Linked DNA regions of Homo sapiens: region 1 is linked to region 2. Evidence: chromatin loops called from intact Hi-C (ENCODE). Cell type or tissue: endothelial cell of umbilical vein. All regions are shown on one strand. Links, peaks and the distances in the headings refer to the core of each region. The heading gives the core; the rest is flanking DNA. Region 1 overlaps LOC105378100 (a long non-coding RNA gene). Region 2 overlaps DKFZp451B082 (a long non-coding RNA gene).

Evidence for each region. Peaks named below come from ENCODE experiments on the same cell type or tissue, not always from the same donor. Only the 100,000 strongest peaks of a DNase experiment are listed, where the experiment ranks them.
Region 1: it touches region 2 in a loop (5-fold over the local background); 7 of 110 quality-filtered maps call a loop at or near these places.

What each region holds. Positions count from the first base shown.
Region 1 is chr6:163,385,029-163,390,396 of GRCh38, forward strand. LOC105378100 (a long non-coding RNA gene) reads right to left here. Exons shown (of 4, transcript XR_943208.3): 4 at 4,384-4,824. Among named protein-coding and RNA genes, the nearest start is that of CAHM, 26 kb to the right of the region's middle. RefSeq lists an enhancer at 1,866-3,065. In endothelial cell of umbilical vein, for the core only: no CTCF peak of the experiment used is centred there; a DNase peak (open chromatin) is centred at 2,513; H3K27ac peaks cover 1,223 bases.
Region 2 is chr6:163,333,845-163,339,212 of GRCh38, forward strand. DKFZp451B082 (a long non-coding RNA gene) reads right to left here. Exons shown (of 4, transcript NR_033862.1): 4 at 4,498-5,368. Among named protein-coding and RNA genes, the nearest start is that of DKFZp451B082, 11 kb to the right of the region's middle. RefSeq lists an enhancer at 1,353-2,166. In endothelial cell of umbilical vein, for the core only: no CTCF peak of the experiment used is centred there; a DNase peak (open chromatin) is centred at 2,137; H3K27ac peaks cover 2,002 bases.

The sequences.
Region 1 (5,368 bases), core at 307-5,306, 51 kb after region 2:
CCATAAGAATTCATTCCGTAATTCACATTTCAGAATTAACTGCTCACATAATAATTTTAACATTCTTGCTGGTGTTGATTGCTATAATTACAGAGTCTTGGAGCTTGAAGAAATAGGGAAAAAATAGTTGAATTCACCTCTTATAAAGAAAGTGAAACTCAGGGAGAGGGAGTGATTTGCCTAAAGTCACACAGCTATTTAGCGGCACAAGGACTAGAACCCGGGTCTCCAATCACCCTACACAAAAGCTTAGCATTTCAACAAGTTTTCTTCACTCTCTAGCTGCTTGGCAGCTGCTCTGCCTCCCAAAGGAAAGTTACAATAAACTCTTGGTCACCTATAAGGCAAATAAAGCTTCCTCATCTCTGGATGCCAAAGTAGGTGTTTATTTAAAATAACACAGAAGAGGGCCAGGTACGGCAGCTCCATCTGTAATCCCAGCACTTTGGGAGGCAGAGGTGGGCAGATCGCTTGAGCTCAGGAGTTAGAGACCAGCCTAGGTAACATGGTGAAACCCCATCTCTACAAAAAATCAAAAAAATTCACCAGGCATAGTGGTGTGCCCCTGTGGTCCCAGCTACTTGGGAGGCTGAGGTAGGAGGATCACTTGAACCTAGGAGGCAGAGGCCGTAGTGAGCTGTGACTGTGCCACTGCACTCCAGCCTGGGCAGCTGAGCAAGACTCTGTCTCGGCCGGGCGCGGTGGCTCACCCCTGTAATCCCAGCACTTTGGGAGGCCGAGGCGGTGGATCATCTGAGGTCCGGAGGTCGAGACCAGCTTGACCAACATGGATAAATCCTGTCTCTACTAAAAATACAAAATTAGCCGGGCGTGGTGGCGCATGCCTGTTATCCCAGATACTCCGGAGGCTGAGGCAGGAGAATGGCTTGAACCCGGGAGGCGGAGGTTGCTGTGAGCCGAGATCGCGCCACTGCACTCCAGCCCAGGTGACAAAAGCGAAACTCCATCTCAAAAAAAAAAAAAAAAAAAATACTCTGAGACGCTGTCTCAAAAAAACAAAACATCAAAATACCATAGAAGGCAATTCCTGGGAAAGCACTTGGGATTACTGAGTGAATCCCTGCTACCTGCGGCAGCCCCATGGCCCACCAGCCATTCACCTCCCCCGTTTTGGTCTGTTACCTCTTTTCTCCCTAAAGCCACATCCTGGAAAGGTATTGTTTTCTCCTTTCTGTTATTCCATCTGGAGAGTGTTTGGTGTCATCTAAAAGAAGATGAGGCAAAGGGTCTCCTTTTTTTTTCTGGTCATTGGATAGAAAAGAATCTTGTGCTTCACCCATTTTTAGTGAAATTTTTGACATGCTCAAATTTTGATAGAAAGGGAACTGATGTTAAGAGAAATCACACTCGGGTACAAGGGAGGGAATAAAATCCTCAACTGGGTTTGAACTTTCCTACCAGAAAATAAAAGGTTTTCCAAAAGTGATAAATTTTACTCAACGGAAAATGAGGTTGTGAATAAAGAAAGCTTTTCTTTCCCCTTAAAAAACGACTTTTTCTTGCTTTCTTCTCCTTCAGAGTCCAAAACTTTCTTTATATTCCCATTAGAAAGCACAGAGAATGAAAATTACAGCCGAGTCTGGATTAGTCATAGGCTGCCTGGATCTTCTTCATCCCCTGACATCTCCCAAGTCTCCATCCAATTACAGAGCTCAGGCCTGGGAGGCATAAGGTTCCCTCTCCTCACCCTCGTCCTTCTCTGGCAGAGGAAGGGAGGGAGGAGAAAAGTGAACAGCGGGAAGGACATTTCCCCCTGAACTGTGGCACTTCAAAGCCGAATAATAGAGAAAGTCCCTCAATCACCAATCGATTGAAATTACTAATGTGTGCAGACTTCAGATAGCCATATACATATTCAATTTCTCTGTCAGAAATTTTTTTTTAAGAATTGAACAATCTAGTGCGTGAGTAGCAGGCAGCAATACAGTTCTGCCTTTGTAGGAGTCAGACATGCAGTTATAGACCAACAGCTTTGTAGAAGTGAGTGGAGTCATACTTGGGTTTGAAATGTTACATTTTTTTTTAAGTGTACCGTTAATCTTTTTTCTTTTCTTTTTTTTAGATGGAGTCTCGCTCTGTTGCTCAGGCTGGAGTGCAGTGGCACGGTCTTGGCTTACTGCAACCTCTGTCTCCTGGGTTCAAGCGATTCTTTTGCCTCAGCCTCCAGAGTACCTGGGATTACAGGCATGTGCCACCACGCCTGGCTAATTTTTGTATTTTTCGTAGAGACAGTGTTTCACCACATTGGCTAGGCTGGTCTCGAATTCCTGACCTTGTGATCTGCCCGCCTCAGCCTTCCAAAGTGCTGGGATTACAGGCGAGAGCCACCACGCCCAGCCAAGTGTATGATTAATTTCTAAACTGTGATTGAATTTGTAACACAAGGCCCAGCCCTGCAATTGGACTCTGATTTAGACAATCATAAAGGGCTCATATTTCCTTTGGAATCTCATGGCATGTGGCATGTACAAACATGTCCCAACAGGAAGAGGAGGGAAGAGGAGGAAGTGTATGGATAGTTAGATAAAGTATGGAAACTGTCATAAACTTGCCTCCCATCCCTTCCCGCTCCACACACACACAGAGTGATGAACTTCTTTTTCCCATATGATGATAGCACTCATAACTGCTGGGGCCTTGCTCTGCGCTGAAGCACTCTGGATGTTCTGCAGAGCTATACAAAAATGGGAATTGATTTCTACTTGGATAAAGGTAACACGATTAAACCTGAAATTGGCTATGTGAGTATCATGACTTGTTTGGGATTAGGATAATTAAAGAGTAGAATTTCCTACCTGTTTGTGACGAGCTTTAGAGGACAGAATTCACTTGGGGAATCCCTGGGGACCTGTGGACGGATCTGGCACACCAGCAGTCAAGTTTTCCTCGGCTGTGTCTGAGGGGCCCAGCTCCCTTCCGGCCCCAGCAGGCCCAGCTGCCTGCAAGACCATGAAGGGAAGGCCCTGGAAGGTCTTGGGCCGCGTGGCCGGTGGCACTGGCTCCCTCTGGACACTCGTGGCTCTCCCTGTGGCTCCACACCACTCATTTCGGCTCCATTAACTCAGCTCCCAGTTTTCCAAGAGTTGCATTAATTTATGAGATGGTTTGGACTCACTCACTGGCCATGACCTTGGCCCTCACCCCAGGATATTATTTTCAGCATGTATCCTCTGGATCTCCCATTGCAACCATGGGCAGGAGGCGCTCATCCTTTCACGGCCCCACACCCAGCCCAGAGAGACAAAGGCCAGAGCAAATGGATTCCAGTCCCTGGACCCCAATTTCCAGTGAGGTCAGGGACCCAGGTGGGAAGTGAGCAGCGGGATGAAGTTGCAAGGGTGTCTCTGCTGCGCATCCCACTTTTACCATGATGTCCTGCATGCTTTTCTTCTGGAAGCACCAAAGGTCACTACCCACTCCTCCTGCAGAGAAAGCTGGCACTCACTCAGGTTTTAATCCTTTGGAGGGACAAACATACACATGTAGCAATTTGAGAAGATGCACAAAGCTATGTGTGAGAAGTGCCTGTGAATGCAGTCAGATCACACAGTCACACAAAACACAAAAAGGCTTCACAAAGGAACAGGGCCAGAGGAACTGATGTCCTACAGCAGTGGGCTTCAACCAGTCTTGAAGGGTACAATGGACCTGGATGGACAGTAAGATAAATGGAGACGCATTGCATGTAGGTGGTACCCACATGAACCAGCGCAGAGCAGCTGGATCTAGCTGACACACTGAAGTAACCAAGTACAGAATGGAAGTCCCCCATGATAGGGCCACAAAGAACTCTGCACAATGGGCACAGGTATTGTCAAACAGACACAGGTTTCATAGTAGCGGAGAGTCACCCCAGAGAAAATTGCTCAAGAATGGAAGACTCTGCAAATAGACCTGAAAGGAAGAAGCAGAACATGTATACTAGTATAGTATCAAAGAATCTGTATTTGTGTTGTTATTCTTCTGTGGTTTCTTTAGGTAATATTCTAAAACATAGTCAACCGTGTGTGCATTATAAATAATGTATTTTGTAATTTACATTTTTCTAATTGAAAAAATTTCAGGGATCACCCCAAGTAAATCTCATGCATGATTTAACAGGTGATGAATACAATTTTATCTATTTAAAAAATCTCTGAAATAGTGCTGTTTCTCAACCAAACAGAGCTAGAGAGTGGCCTTAATCCTTGCTTCCGAACTTTCATGAGATTATAACCTACCTAGAATGGTTTGCGTTACAGGAACTGACCAAATGCAGGGAGAGAACCAGAATAACTTAGTTTACCTTTCATTGGTATCGCACTTTAAACTTTGAAAGGCCACTTTAAATCTATTCTGTAATCTGTTCCTCACATCACCACGTAAGGCAGGGGCAGGTTTTATTTTTGCCGCTTGACAGAGAGCATAATCAATTTCCTAAGGGCTCCCTCACTAGAGAGTGGCAAGAAGAAGGCCAGACCTTGGGTCAACCCTCTTTTGCGTGAGCATTTATTGCTTTCACAACCTTGTACCCTTCCTCTTTTCTGAGGACACCACCTCTCTTCTTCAGGAAGACTGCTTCTCTCACACTCTAACCATCAGGTGCAAATGATGGCTACCAATCATCCACTCCCATCCAGGGCCTCTGACCCGGGCTAAGCCAACTGGTCTCCTGGGACTCTTCAGCTGGCATCAAGCTTGGGGTAAGGAGGTGGGCAGTTTTAGCCAAGATGTTCTGTTTTGTTTTTTCTTGCAGCAAAGTTGTGAGATGTGAGGGCAGGAGTAGCTGGTGGCTTAGCATTCAGCCATATGCAGGAGGTTTGTCTGAGAAAGTGAAATAACATGCAGGGAGAAGAGAAAGGAGAAAGTCTTGTTAGCACTCCAGCCCCTGGTTCCAGTGGTTTCTAAAGCTCAGTTGCTTCCTTGCCCTTTCCATGGTTATTTGAGACTTTCAGTAAAAACCTTTTCTTTCTTTGCTTAAGCTATTTCAAGTTGACACTGTGGGAGGCCGAAGGGGGAAAACATCTGAGGTCTGGAGTTTGAGACTATCCTGGCTAACATGGCGAAACCCCCATCTCTATTAAAAATACAAAAATTAGCCCAGCATGGTGGTGGGTGCCTGTAATCCCAGCTACTTGGGAGGCTGAGGCAGGAGAATCACTTGAACCCTGGAGGCAGAGGTTGCAGTGAGCCAAGATCATGCCACTGTACTCCAGCCTGGCTGACAGAGCAAAAACAAACAAACAAACAAACAAAAGAGACAAAAAAAAAAAAAACTATTTCAAGTTGAATTTTGGTTACTTAAGAAAACAAAAGGCTGGGCTCGGTGGCTCACCCCTGTAATCTCAGCACTTTGGGAGGCTGAGAT
Region 2 (5,368 bases), core at 201-5,200:
CTTTATGGAGTGATAACTTTATGGGGTGATGGGAATGTTCTAGAACTTGACAGAAGTTTGGGTTATAAAAGTGTTTGCATTTGTCAAATCACCAGCAAATATACACAAGAAATTTGTGTTTCCTGGTAAATTGTTCCTCCAAAGAAAAATAAACCATAAAATGTTGGATAAAAAAAGTCATGGTCCTTCCCGGAAGCGGTGTAGGAGGGAGGACTGGCGAGAGTGCAGCTGACCCCGTGTGATCGCAGCCTGCTGTATGTGAGAGACGCAGTTGCAGTGAGGAAAGCACGTGCCCCTCACTCCACATTTGTGGGCAAAATGTCAGGAATCCAAGGAACACTATTCTTAGAACTGGACGTTTTGGGACAGTCCCTCAGTGCAATCCTCAAGGGCAGTAGCCTGGACCGATCCGAAGACCCTGCCACGCCCCCTCTCCCAATGCCGCTGCCACCAGAAAAGACAACTATCAGAAACTTCCAAGCTGAAAATCCTCAGTGTTGCAAGGGCCAGTCGAGGTTGTCTTGTTCCACTTCCCACCCAGTGCAGGAACGCCTGGACCTGGCAAAACCCTGACACAGGTCAACCAGATGTTTTGTGTCTTCTGACCTGCAGCAAGTAGAAGTCCCTGCAATGCTTTCTGTCCAGCAACGTTTAACTCGAGGCCATCAGCGGTTTAGCTATGAGCGCCAGTTTACAGGCAATGCAGGGGTTGTGCAACACAGCCGGCCCAAAATAAGCCAATACCATAAAAAGAGGACTTCAGGGACACAACCACCAGTTAACATGCATGGCCACGGACTGGTTACTGGTTTGAACGAAGCTACCAGAAAGAACACACAATTTGAACACAGACCAGGTATTAGAGAAGAAATGTGGCAGACTAGAGAGATGGAGACTGTTGTGTAAAGCAGGCTACCCAACGGGATACACATTCTGTCTTATTCTGAGACACGGTTTCTTCAGGAGGATGTACCCTGAGCTAGTCACAGTGACGATCTCTGAGCCATAAAAATGTAGAGTTTTTACTCCTTCATTTTCTGATCATCTCTATTTTCTAAGTTTCTACCATCCGTATGTGCCACATCTGTCGCAGGTTGAACTGTGTCCCCCAGATTCATGTGTTGAAGTCCTAACTCCCAGGACCTCAGAAGGTGACCCTGTTGGGACAGAGGGTTATTGCAGGTGTCATTAGTCAAGTTAGGATGAGGTCAAACAGTAGGGTGGGCCCCTAATCCAATATGTCTGGTGTCCTTATAGAAAGAAGGAATGTGGACACAGACCCACATGCAGGGAGATGCTGTGTGAAGAGGAAGGCAGAGACCAGGATGATGCTTCTACCAGCCAAGGAACACCAAAGACCACCGGCCACCTCCGGGTGCCGAGGTGAGTCCTGAGCCACGCCTCCCTTGGGGCCTCAGCAGGACCCAGCTGCGACTGCACCTTGGCCTATGACTTCCAGCCTCCAGACCCTGTGCGGTGCATTCTTGTTACTTAAGCACCCAGTCTGTGGTAATTTATGTTGGCCAGCAAACTAACATCTATAACCATACAAATGACTTGAAATTTAAAAATAAAGTGGCCTGAGTGGGGCCTGCATGGGGTGCCCGGAAGACAGAGAGCAAACCCTCGCCCTGCCAGGGGCTCCTGCCTCCCAGGACAGTGGCTGCCACACCACAGGCAGCTCGGGTCACCAGAACCTTCTTCCTCCCACTCTGGGAAGCTGCGGCCAGGCTCTCCCCACGTGGCTTTCCCGGGTCAGTCTCCCGGGAGTTGCTTTTTTCTGGGAGCTGCGTGAGGAGCTGCTGTTCATGGAGGGTCCTGGGGCATGGCAGGGACACCAAACGGGTGCTCCTGGGGCACTCCAGGTCCTGGGGGACACTGAGCCAGGGCGGCCTGATGTCCTCAAGGAGCCGCCAGCCTGGCCCGGAGAGCCTGAGTCTATTATTATAAAGCAAAGCCTCACCCTCCCATGACGTGGCTGGCCTGGGTGCAGAAACCTGAGCTGCTCCAGGCCCAGCAGATGGAAATAACCTCCAAGAATAACCGGCCCGCACCGCACGCCTCTCCTGCCACCGCGGCGGGGCCTGCACTTCCTTCCTAAACTCCCCGGGACAGCAATCCCGCCTCACAGACTCAAATGCCATCAGCGGGAACAATCGGAGGAAGTGTGGCGCTTTCTCCGCTCAGGGAGCGAAACGGGGACCCTGCTTATCAAAATGACAAGATTTATTCAGTTGCTACAAACTACCAAAGACTTCCTTTCCCAAAAGAAAGGCCGGAGGGGAAGGTCATGTCCTTCGGCCACCTCCATTGAGCCAAGAGCACCATCTGCTTTGCTTCAAGCACATCGGTGGCTGACTCCCCGTCCCCCAGCTCTGCCTGCCTGGGGGTAGGTTTGCAGTCTCTCAAAGAGGGGCTGTGTAGGAAGGAGCAACCAGCTCTCAGTCCCTGAGCACGGGAGGCCAGCACCACCTGAGTCCACCGAGTCGTCAGCACACCTGGGAAGGGAAAGGAGGGGAGGGAGGCCTGGCCAAGGAAGGGGAGTTCCGCAGCAGCCCTCACCTGAGCTCCTGGCGGCCTCTGGTATGAACCCCCAGCATGGAGCCAGCACCCTCAGCCCAAGACTCACCCCCTCCTGGACAGTTCTCTGCCTCTCTGGAGTCCCTCCTCTCCCTCCCACCCCCAGCAGCCACAGGAGTCTTCCTAAAGTCTCATTTTCCTCAAGTCCTTAACCTCCTCCAATCCTTCCCTACTTCTCAACCCTGAGTAGAACACAGACCCTCGGCCAGGCAAATGGGGCCTCAGTCACCAGGCCCCAAGCAAGCCCTACATCCTGTCCTGGCCTTTGTTCAGGCCGCTCCCATTACTTGGGGTTCCCTCTCCTTTCCTGTCCCCAAATGGCCAGGCAGAGCCACCCGCCAAACCCTTCTAGGCCCAGTCCTGTCCTTCTCCAAGCGAGCCTCTGCTTCTTGGCTCTGCAGATGGCACTCTTCATTTCGTGATGTTTATCCTGTGCTCACCCAACAGTGTCCAGGTGGGCAGAGAGCATTCCTAGACCCGGAGGGACTAAAGGAAACCATTCCCTAATCAGAACCAGCAACTCCACGGCACATGGAGCAGATCTGCAGGGGGCCCTTCATTCTGCATGGGAGACGTGGGCCCCGAGACAGCTTTCCCCAGGGTCACAGCACCACGTCTGTGCACCTGGCCCTCTACCACGCTATGCGCGCATCAGGCTGATGAGCCAAGTGCCAAGCAGAAAGGTCACACTCTTCCTCACGGGATCCAAAAAAGGAGATGTGTCCAAGACTGCCCACCACCGTCCGAGGAAGAGCTGAGGGTCCACCGAGTGCCCAGGAGACCACCTGGAATTTCTGGTGCCAGCTTGTTAGTTGACAGAGGAAGACAGCTTCAGACAGCGCCACCCATCCCCGGAGGATGCCTGTCCTCAGCCTCAGAGACCTATTTATGTACTTATTCATTTAATTTTTTAGACAAAACCTCACTCTGTCACCCAGGCTGGAGTGCAAGTGGCATGATCTCAGCTCACTGCAGCCTTGACCTCTGGGGCCAGCTGATCCTCCCACCTCAGCCTCCCAAGTAGCTGGGACTACAGGCTTGTATCACCATACCTGGCTAATTGTTTTTATTTTTTTGTAGTGACAGGGTCTCACCATATTGCCCAGGCTGGTCTCAAACTTCTGGGCTCAAGGGATCTGCCCATCTCAACCTCCCAAAGTGCTGGAATTAAAGGCGTGAGCCACTGTGCTCAGTCAGAAGATGTTTTTGAGCAGAACAGTCTATCAAAGGGAGTGGGGCATTTTCCAGGAGATAGATGAACCCACTTTTGAAGTGGGTATCTACTTTGAAGGGGCTCCCTGAGTCTCCTGATCTAAAAAGCCGAGAACCAGACCCTAGACAGGGGGGATGAATCACTGGCGTGAATGCCTCGATTCTTTCCATTTGTATCCATGGGACACTTAACTAATAATCACGGCACAGTTTCCAGTTAAATATGGACACAGCTTCAGAATCCTTCTTAACACTACAGCTCAGCCAGAGTGGGTGCAAAAGCTTAAGTCCATCTACTCTACAGGCCCTTGATAAGGAGGATTCTCTCCTGTTTACCCAGTGAGGAAACACCCACACAAACAGCCAGCTGGTCCCCTCTTGGGCATCTCCCTGAGCGTGACACTCTCAAGACCTTGCTTGGTCTAACATCCAGCCCTCTCTGAGTTGCTCTCCCACACCTGGCAGCACTGGGCAGTGGACTTGAGTGGGAGAACAACACACTCCAGTTGGCCAACCTCCTCTAGACAGGCCTGGCAAGCTCTCTTAGCACCTGGATGACTCAGCGGCACTTCCAGCGATTCTCTGTGTGCCAATCAACCAATCAACATTTAATTGGGCACCTTTTATGGGCATCCTTAAGCCTGAGCAGAGACTCAGATCCAGTGGATCACCTGATGAAACTCTAAAATGCTGCACTCATGTTAAAAGTGCCTTAAGAAATAGGACGTTTATTATATCATGTAACTAGAAGTGAACCAATCAGAATTGGTTAGGACAGTGCTTGGTCAGAGGAAGGCTTAGGTGCTCCCCACTTCTTCCTCCGCCCTCTTGTCCCATTGTCAGCCTTGGCCTCTGGTCCTGGAAGGGCTGTGTCTGCTCTAGGCATCATTCGTGTAAGAGCCATGGCGTCTGATGAAGAAGAGGGCTTCCTACCCTCACTCAGAAATCAGAAGAAGAGACATCCTTCCCAGAAATGCCCGGCCAACTTCCCTTTGGATCCCATGGGTCTGCACCATGTTGAGCCAAAGCCAAAACTAATCACTCCAGAGGGAAGGAGACCACCACGATTCGCTCAAACCCCCAGGAGGCTTCTTAGGAGAAATCAGCGGCAGAGTCCCCGCTGTCGATAGGCCACAGCATACACAAACTTTGCCTACAATTTTGGGGATTCATATACCCACTAAAGTCTCTCCATAGACCACCCACTAAGATCCCCTGAGGGCCTGTGGGGCAGGCACTGTTAACATGATGAACTTAGCCCATGGAGAAGCTGCATCCAGCTAGGGAGAGACATCACACAGGTGCAGGTCAACTTTGTAGAAGCTGACTCACTAAACACGATCACAGTCAGTGTAATAGCACAAAGAGCAAGCCCACCACTGCCATGCAGATCAGGCGGAGGTATGAGGCCTGGAAGATGCGGACAAACTGAGTTGACTGAAAGGATGGACACGATTCCAGAAGGAGGAAAGGCAGGCGGAGCTGGGACCAACAGGCATTCCACACCCGGAAAAAGCCAAAAGTTTTCACATGACAGAAGAGTTTGCAGCTGCGGTCACAGCTAAGCCATGGCAGG